Regions from separate parts of the Homo sapiens genome. Here region 2 is linked to region 1. A link is an interaction called in ENCODE POLR2A ChIA-PET data of the cell type or tissue named here. Cell type or tissue: PC-9. All regions are shown on one strand. Links, peaks and the distances in the headings refer to the core of each region. The heading gives the core; the rest is flanking DNA. Region 1 overlaps OSMR-DT (OSMR divergent transcript). Region 2 overlaps LIFR-AS1 (LIFR antisense RNA 1).

The links. ChIA-PET counts read pairs that join two places held together with the same protein. Peaks named below come from ENCODE experiments on the same cell type or tissue, not always from the same donor. Only the 100,000 strongest peaks of a DNase experiment are listed, where the experiment ranks them.
Region 2: POLR2A ChIA-PET joins it to region 1 with 7 read pairs; 2 of 35 experiments call an interaction of 5 or more read pairs at or near these places.

What each region holds. Positions count from the first base shown.
Region 1 is chr5:38,834,886-38,839,283 of GRCh38, reverse strand. The region is part of intron 1 of OSMR-DT (OSMR divergent transcript); the gene reads left to right. Among named protein-coding and RNA genes, the nearest start is that of OSMR-DT, 8.7 kb to the left of the region's middle. In PC-9, for the core only: no CTCF peak of the experiment used is centred there; no DNase peak of the experiment used is centred there.
Region 2 is chr5:38,658,729-38,663,126 of GRCh38, reverse strand. The region is part of intron 8 of LIFR-AS1 (LIFR antisense RNA 1); the gene reads right to left. Among named protein-coding and RNA genes, the nearest start is that of LINC01265, 59 kb to the left of the region's middle. RefSeq lists an enhancer at 2,526-2,820. In PC-9, for the core only: no CTCF peak of the experiment used is centred there; a DNase peak (open chromatin) is centred at 2,666; H3K4me3 peaks cover 1,227 bases; H3K27ac peaks cover 348 bases.

The DNA.
Region 1 (4,398 bases), core at 323-4,322:
CTTTTCTGCACCATTATCTTTCTTATCTTTTTGAAATTCCGACTACAAGTATGTCAGACCCCTTAATATAGTCCTAAATGCCCATGAGCCTCTGTTGTTTTTCAACTTTTTTTCTGTGCTCTTCAGATTCAATAATTTCTATTGAACTATCTTTAAGCTTACAAATTCCTTTTGTGTTATATTCGTTGGGCTATTATATCCATCTAGTAAATTTTGTGTCATATATATGGTATATTTCAGTTCTAGAATTTCAATCTGTTCTTTTAAAATATATTGTCTATTTCTATACTGGTTGTCCCTATTCTTTTTATTATTATGAACATATTTTCCTTTGCTTCATTGAGCATAGTTATTATAGTTGCTGCTTTTAAAACATTGCTTCATTATTCCAATATTTACATCATCTTTTAGTCAATCTCCACTGATTTTTTTCTTTTATAAGAATGGATTACATTTTCCTGTTTTTTTTATTTACCTATTTTTGGATTGTCAAATAATTTTGGAGTGCAACCTGTGCGTTATAAATATTATGTGATGAAGATTCTGTTCTATTCCTCCAATGACACTGATTATCTTTTAAAATGGCAAGCAGTGTGGTTAAACTCAAACTGCAAACCTGATATTGCTTACAGTAAGTAGAAGCTCAAATCTGAATTCACTTTTTAATGTTGACCAGGCTGCTTTGAGTTTGCCTTGCACAAGCATGGTTCAGAGATTATCCAATAATTGGTATTTATTTTAAATACAGAATTTGGGCTTCTTCCTCTCTTGCTCCCTCCTTTATGTTTTCCCGCCTCACTTTCCAAATAATGTTGTTGCTGTGAACCCTGACCCCTGGTTCTTCAAACTAGAAATATTGCATATTTTCTAACAGAGTTTTAGCTACCTCACATTGCACAGACATGCACTAGTCTTGGGCTGAGGGTCATAAAATTTGGGAAAGTTGCTCCATGCCTTTCCTCTGCCAAGTGTTGACTTTCCTCCACAATCTGCCTGGTGTTGGTCACTCTCCACTGCCGATAATTGTTTTTAATTTTTAACAATATTTTTCTAGTGTTTTATATTGTTATATGTTGGGGAGGGGCAGTCAATTAAACAGAGCTACTCAGCAATGGCTGAAAGTAGCACTCCCTGCAATTGTAGTTATATCTGCTAAGTGGCTAGGTTATTGGGAGGAGCTAGTATGAACTGTTTCCTTTGCTAAATTAGATTTCTCTCCAGTAGAACATTCTTTTGGATGCAACCCAGTTTTTCAGAAGATTGAAATACATTTGCATAGACCTAAATCTGGAAATTGAGTAAAAACCTTCTGAAATCAGGTACGGTTAATCTATTATGGCTGAACATCACTTTAGAATGAAGGCTTAAATAAATATTAATACCACTATAATACAAAGGAAAGAATTTTAATCAAAAAAAGAGAATAGTTAAATGCATTCTTGGATTTCCTCTGAACTTTGTTCAAATGCTAAACACAAAATTCATTTGAGTGAGTTACAGTAAGCTATACCTTTATGTTTGTTACCTTATTTGTGCTTAACTTACCTCCATGTACACTAAAACAAAAACTTCCTAAAAGCACTCACTTTTATACTCAATCTTATCAGCTACTTAAATGTAGCTCCTTTTGTCCAATTATACTGTGGCCTATGATGCTTAGTCACTTTGGAATAATGGTCAGATAGTTTTCATACTCCCACGGGAAATATATGGAGAACAGGCTAGGGAAACATGTTTATTCAAATTTAATACGAAGCAACCAAGCTAAGAGAGAAAATGATAGCACACCCAAGAAAGAAAGAAATGTTATTATATAAATTTTCTTAGCTCTCAAACCACAAATAATTATAAGAACTTATCTTCCTATCATAAGATCATGGAACATGATGCCTAAACATAAAATTGTAAATGTTTGTTTTGAAAAAGAAGACAGGCTGGGCATGGTGGCTCACCCCTGTAATCCCAGCACTTTGGGAGGCCGAGGCGAGCAGATCACCTGAGGTCAGGAGTTCAAGACCAGCCTGGCCAATATGGTGAAACCCTGTCTCTACTAAAAATACAATAATTAGCAGGCGTACTCATGCATGCCTGTAGTCCCAGCTACTCCAGGGGTTGAGGCAGGAGAATCGCTGGAACCCAGGAGCTGGAGGTTGCAGTGAGCCGAGATGGTGCCGCTGCACTCCAGCCTGGGCAACAGAGCGAGACTCCATCTCAAAAAAAAAGAAGACGACAATAGGCAATTTCTTCTGAAAATCTTCCCTGTTTTTAAAAAGAATAAAAAAGTTAAAGAATATTCTGCTTGACTGGATATTTAGGCTTACAAACATCCATACTTGCAAAATTATATACACACACACAAACACACGAATGCTCATTAGAAGAATATTGTAGTAACAAAGAACTACAATCTAAAAATCTGCTAATAGAAGACTGAAAACTATGATTCATTCTTTCAAAAGAAGGAAGATTATATATGTGTGCACCTATGGAAATATGTCCATCATGCACAACTCAGTGAAAAAGCAGAAGTCAGAAATGTATATATAGTATATCCATTTCATCTATTTAATTTCTTAATATTTATGGAGTAGATACATAAGAATGTTCTGGATAGGATTACAAGAAATTGGTAACAAGTTATTCTTGTGGAGAAGGTCTTTATAAAGATGAAGGATGAGGAGTAAGAGAAGCTTGTGCTTTTCAGAGCTGTCTGTGCAGATTGGCTTTTTATCATTGGTATTTTTACTTCTTAAAAATAATGATTTTTGAAATCAAAGAATGCCTTGCTAGAAAAGAAGCATCACTTGTTATTTTTTGAATGTTATATTCAATTTATAATCAATAAATATTTATAAAATGCTTATATACAAGGTATTGCACTAGGTTCTTTGGATAATCCATAAAACAACTTGTGCCTTGGTCCCTGTCCTCAAGAAGTTTACTGTCCAGTTGTGGACTATGACAATAAACGCTATTTGTGATAAGCACCGATTGAGAAGCACAGGCAATAGTCTTTCAGGAGTTCAGAGGAGTGATGACTTTTGACTGTTAAGGAGGAGGGGTTTAAGAGCTACGAGAAAGAAAAAGTACGAGCCTAGGACAGATAATAGAGATAACAACAGAATTATAGGAAATGAGCAAGAGGGTGTGTCTGAAAGGGGATCTTCCTCCTGACAAGGAGGGCTGATTTTTCTTATGGGAACAGCAAGATTGTTTGCAAGCATACTTTGTTGGTGAAGGCATCCTTTTACCAACTATTTCATTAGCACTATCCAGCTCTGCATGTCTCCAGGGACAGTGCTGGCTTGATTAAGCTCTGAATGGGTTTCTGAGTTGCAGGGAAACTGGAGGGAGGAGAGACCCATTTTCTACAGTATAGCCTTGTCAGAGCTGAAAGGAAGGTAGTACTTCCCAGTTTAAAGAGAGGAAGAAACTAAATTGCTTGCTGGAACCAAAGAAGACCCAGAGATGTCTGACTGACTGTTAGGCAGTGAGGCAGAAATTCCAGGCTGGTAGAAAGATCTGAACAAAAAAAAACAGACTTTATTGAAAAGGCAATTCCCAGGCCTGCTAAATGGAAAGAGAGATGTCTATTGGAAGGAAGTAAAACATTCTTCATAAAGAAGGTTTGGAGCCAGATATAAAGAAAGATATTGAATGTCATATGATAATTTTTGCACTGAAATAGACAAAGGATAAAAGTTTGACAGTTCATAAAGGATGCATTTTTTAAAAGAAAAAGAGGATAGAAAAGGATAAAATATGTCTTAAGATATATTTTAAAAAACAAAAAACAGGCCAGGCACGGTGGCTCACACCTGTAATCCCAGCACTTTGGGAAGCCGAGGCGGGAGAATCACAAGGTCAGGAGTTCGAGACCAGTCTGGCCAACATGGTGAAACTCCATTTCTACTAAAAATACAAAAATTAGCTGGGTGTGGTGGCACATGCCTGTAATCCCAACTACTTGGGAGGCTGAGGCAGGAGGATCACTTGAACCCGAGAGGCGGAGATTGCAGTGAGCCAAGATTGCGCCATCACACTCTGGCCTGGGCAACAAGAGTGAAACTCCGTCTCAGGAAAAAAAAAAAAAAAATTAGTTTCCTCTAGGAAAGTCCCTGGGTGCCTAAGGGTCAGAGAGGAGAGGCTTAAGTCTCCCTTTTTCTGTCTTTTGAATTTTTACTTATATAAATATATTATTTAAAAATTAAAATTAATAAAATGATGATTAACAGAGAGAGACTAAATTAAAGTGTTGTATGTATGAGCTGAGATTAACAAATGGGCTTTATGTAAGCTAGGCAGACCTTTGGTGCCAAATAGCCTGAGTTTAGATGTAGGCTGTGCAGCCATTGTCTGAGAATGCTGGCTCCTAGCACCTGACAACAGTTTTAGAAA
Region 2 (4,398 bases), core at 169-4,168, 180 kb after region 1:
AGAGGAAATTACGTGCTGTGGTAGGATTCTGTAAACTAAAGACACAATTTTATCCCCTCAGAATTTTTTTCTAACTTGATTTATTTTTAATCATTGAATCAGTTGCCAGACCAACTAATCATAAGGTTCTAAGAAGGGAGCTGCATGCGCCACTTCCAGAATAACCAAGGCAGGGAGAGTGTAAGCCCTTGTTCTAGGTCACACCATGAGCAAGGGCAGAAACAAGATTCAAACTTAAGATTGTTCAGCTCCAAAGATTTCTTTCTGTTCCTTAGAACAACAGTGAGCACTTAACAGTAGAGTTAAATGCTTTAATAACAAAGTCCATGATTAAAGAAATTATTGTGCAAATGAATACAGAAATGGAACTTTGGATTTGAATCTCAGCTCTGGCTCAGATGTTAAATAACCTTGACAAACTGAACTTTCTCTTGGGAAAAATGAGCCTATCTTCAGGAAGGTACGAAAGGGCTAATGATCCTGAAAAAGCCCTGCCTCTCCCAGAAGCAATAAGAGGAATAACAAAGAATAATGAAACACTATATCAATATAGTGTGCAATGGAATTGCTTAAATCATACACAACATTTTAGCTTCTTATAACATTAGGAATCATATTATCACGGTTGAGTTATGTTTTCCTCACTTCCTTGTGGCCGCAGAAATTCCAAGTTGCAAAATGAACTTTAAAAAAAAAAATCCTTTACTTCTTTGAAAATTATTCACTCCTTTCCGCCTGTTTGCTCCCTGAGAAATATTTTTGAACAGTGTTTGCTACCCCCTATTTATAGCTTTCCAGTTTTGGCAGGTATGGGAAAGTTTATAAGTGGTTTGTTTTCTTTGCTATAGCCAGTGTTGATTTAGGTCCCTTTAGCCACTGAAACAATTGGAAGCACTTTCAAGGAAGGCAAAGTCTGTTGACGACTGATAACATTGTAAAATCCAGATAGTCCGAATCAGGATTTCTTTGGGGGGCTCAGATCAGTTAGAAAATCTTAGCAGTGCCATGATTTGAATAATTATCTTTACTTCTTTTTTTGTGTATGGCTGTTGTGGAGGAAGCTTGCCCTTGACATCAGTAGGAAAAGCATCTCCTGAACATTGTCAGAGTCATTGGTGACTCTGAGTTTGATGCTGACTTGGACAACTAGGTAAGAAAACGTGCCTGCAGTGCTCTGTATCTGAGCTGTAAAGATCTACCTTATGAACCTATGTCTAACATCTAGTTTTTCACCAATTTTTCATGCTGACCAGAAGCAAACATTCGTGGTTCTTTTGTTTAGGAGAGATACCTGGAATTTCTAGGGTTTGTTTCATAAATATCTGAACTAAATAAATACCTTTGAAAGCCACGAGAATTATAGGCATCTTTTCCTTCCATCTGGTATGTTTGTATGGGTGGTATGGTTGTTTTTTTTTTTTTTTCCTGGATTTTTCCACCCTTTGCCTCCCTATAATTTGTGGGCCTTGAGAAAAGTCACGGTTTGCCCTGTAAATGTAGAGGGGAGCTTGTTAAATTGGGGTCATTCCATTTTTTTCTTGTCACCTAGGTTCTTGTCTGCAGTGCTCCAGGGAGTGGGACCACAAGGAATAAAGAGCTTCAACACAGAGAGATGGATTTCCAGCCTCAAAAGCTGGAAAGATGGCAGTGTTTCTGAGATTAAATGGCTCCTGGAAAGTAAACCTCACTGGGGACAGGAGCAGAATGTGGAGGCTGCCCACCCGCCTGTCATCTGATCCAGTGGCAGCTCAGAGGGAATAAAACCATCAGGTCTCCTAAAGACACTTAGGAGGATAGGAGGCCCTTGAATAACTCCACCCATCCATCCACTGGGACTGCAGAAAAGGCAATTAACTCTCATACACACCTGGGAAGCCAGGCATTTTCCCCCACTTTAAAATGAGTAAGGGACTTTCTCCAAGGTCACTCAGTCAGGTTAGGTCAATTCTGGAAATAGATCTGAGGCAGTACCATACACATACCCCACCCCCACCCCCTGCTCCACCCCTCCCCGACCTGGCTTCTAATTTGCAGGTCAATTCTTTCCTTTTTGCTGTGATCACTGATTTCCTCCTCTCCTCTTTTTTAAATTTAATTTTTCATATTTTCCTCCAGCTTTATTAAGATATAATTGACAAACTGTATATATGGTGTACGATGTGATGTTTTAATATATGTATACATTGCAAAGTATTAAATCAAGCTAATTAACACATCTAACACCTCGCATACTTATCCTCTCCCCTTTTCCTTTTCTTTATTTAAAAATATCTGACAAATAAAGATTGTCTATCCCCCTTTTAAAATGTGACTAGTAGTTTAACAAAGCCTTTAAATTTTTTTAATTATGCAAAAATTCAAATATATACAAAAGTAGAAATGAAGTGGCATCTTGTCTGGGGTAAATGACCGAGGTTCGTCATCTCACGCCAAAGAAATCGAGGGCTCCAAAACACAAGAAGTGAGTTTAAGGGCAGAGGCTTAATAGGCAAGAGGAAAGAGAAAAGAACTCTCTCTCTGGCAGGAGGAGAGAGAGAGAGAGGGACTCCTGGGCGGGTGTTCCGGTTTCATAGTGAAATGCCCGGGATTTTATAGACGAGCTTGAGGAGGCGGTGTCTGATTTACATAGGGCCCAAACATTGGTTGGACCAGGTGTATCATTTACATAGCACATGAGGAAGCTGGCCACCCCACCCTGATCTTTTATTATGCAGACAGGTTCTCTACGCTGCCTGCGCCATGTTGCCTGTTCCTTTACTGTAGTCGTGGTTGACAAGGAAAACGGAAGAAGGAACCTCCATGTTGAACATGTCTGGCCCCCAGGTAGTCTTTTCCTATTGGCACAGCTGCCGGCATTCACCCGTGCAAGCTTCTAGCTTGCTTACCTATGCCTGCAGCTCGATTTTACAGGCTGCTCTTTGTTAGAAAAGAAATGATTTGGGGGCTGCTTTTTGTTAAAAGGGAAACCTTACTGAAGACTCTCTTACCCTAACTGCCTAAATAATTTATTTTTAGCTCCTGTTTTAGCCCAGACCTCAGTCATATCTGGCCTCATACTTCTTGGTAGACATACCTAAGCATTGTAGATATTTTCATGTGTAATCATATGCCATTTCCCACTCACAAAAATCGTTAATATTATCTCCCACACACTTGTATCTAAATGCCCCTAAAAAAAAAGTCAGCTTGCCATTGATTTGATTGAACAAGAATCCCATCAGGCTCCTTTCATTACATTTGCGTGTAATATATCTTCTGTCTGTTTTTTTTCCCCCCCTCTGTCGCCCACACTGGGTTGCCCAGATTGGAGTGCAGTGGCACGATCTGGGCTCATGGCAACCTCTGCTTCTCGGGTTCAAGCGATTCTCCTGCCTCAGCCTCCCTAGTAGCTGGGACTACAGGCGCATGCCACCATGCCCGCTAAATTTTTATTTTTAGTAGAGACAGGGTTTTACTATGTTGGCCAGGCTAGTCTCGAACTCCTGACCTCAGATGATCTGCCTGCCTCGGCTTCCCAAAGTGCTGGGATTACAGGAGTGAGCCACTGTTCCTGGCCTCTTCTGTCTGTTTCTATTCTTTTCCTTCCCTGTCAAGTATTTCTTTAAGAAACCAGATCAATTGGGCCGGGCGCGATGGCTTATGCCTGTAATCCCAGCACTTTGGGAGGCCGAGGCAGGTGGATCATGAGGTCAGGAGATTGAGACCATCCTGGTTAACACGGTGAAACCCCGTCTCTACTAAAAATACAAAAAAATTAGCCGGGCGTGGTGGCGGGCACCTGGGAGGCTGAGGCAAGAGAATGGCGTGAACCCGGGAGGCAGAGCTTGCAACTCCAGCCTGGGCAACAGAACAAGACTCCGTCTCAAAAAAAAAAAAAAAAAACCCGATCAATAGTCCTAGTGCTCATTTATTTTTCCACTGTTACCCACTGTTATTATATGTGTATTATTTGAGGATGAAGAGTTGGAAAATCTCTTCCACCAAAATCCTAGCAATAAATAGAAAGCATTAAGTATTAAGAAATAAGCTATTCTTAATATGTAGATGAGGCATAGGTGATGATGATACATGTAAAAATAAAAGAATGTCTTTAGATTTTAAAATAGATTAGTAAAAAGGGTTATAATATAAACCACTTGTTTTGGTTTAAGTGTAGCACTTTTCTAGAGATACAAAGTAAAGTACCTGGACAATAACTCATTTTTGAGGCACTAAATTGAAACCGAAAAAGAATGTACACTCGTAAAATTGTCTGGACTGACCCTGGGAAAAACAGTCAATTAGTTGCCTTTTTTTCTCTCCTGGTCAATTCCCCACACCCTGTTATCTATTAATAATTTATTTTTAATTCCTGAATTTTAAAAACAGCTTCTTTATTAAGCTGTTGATTGACATACA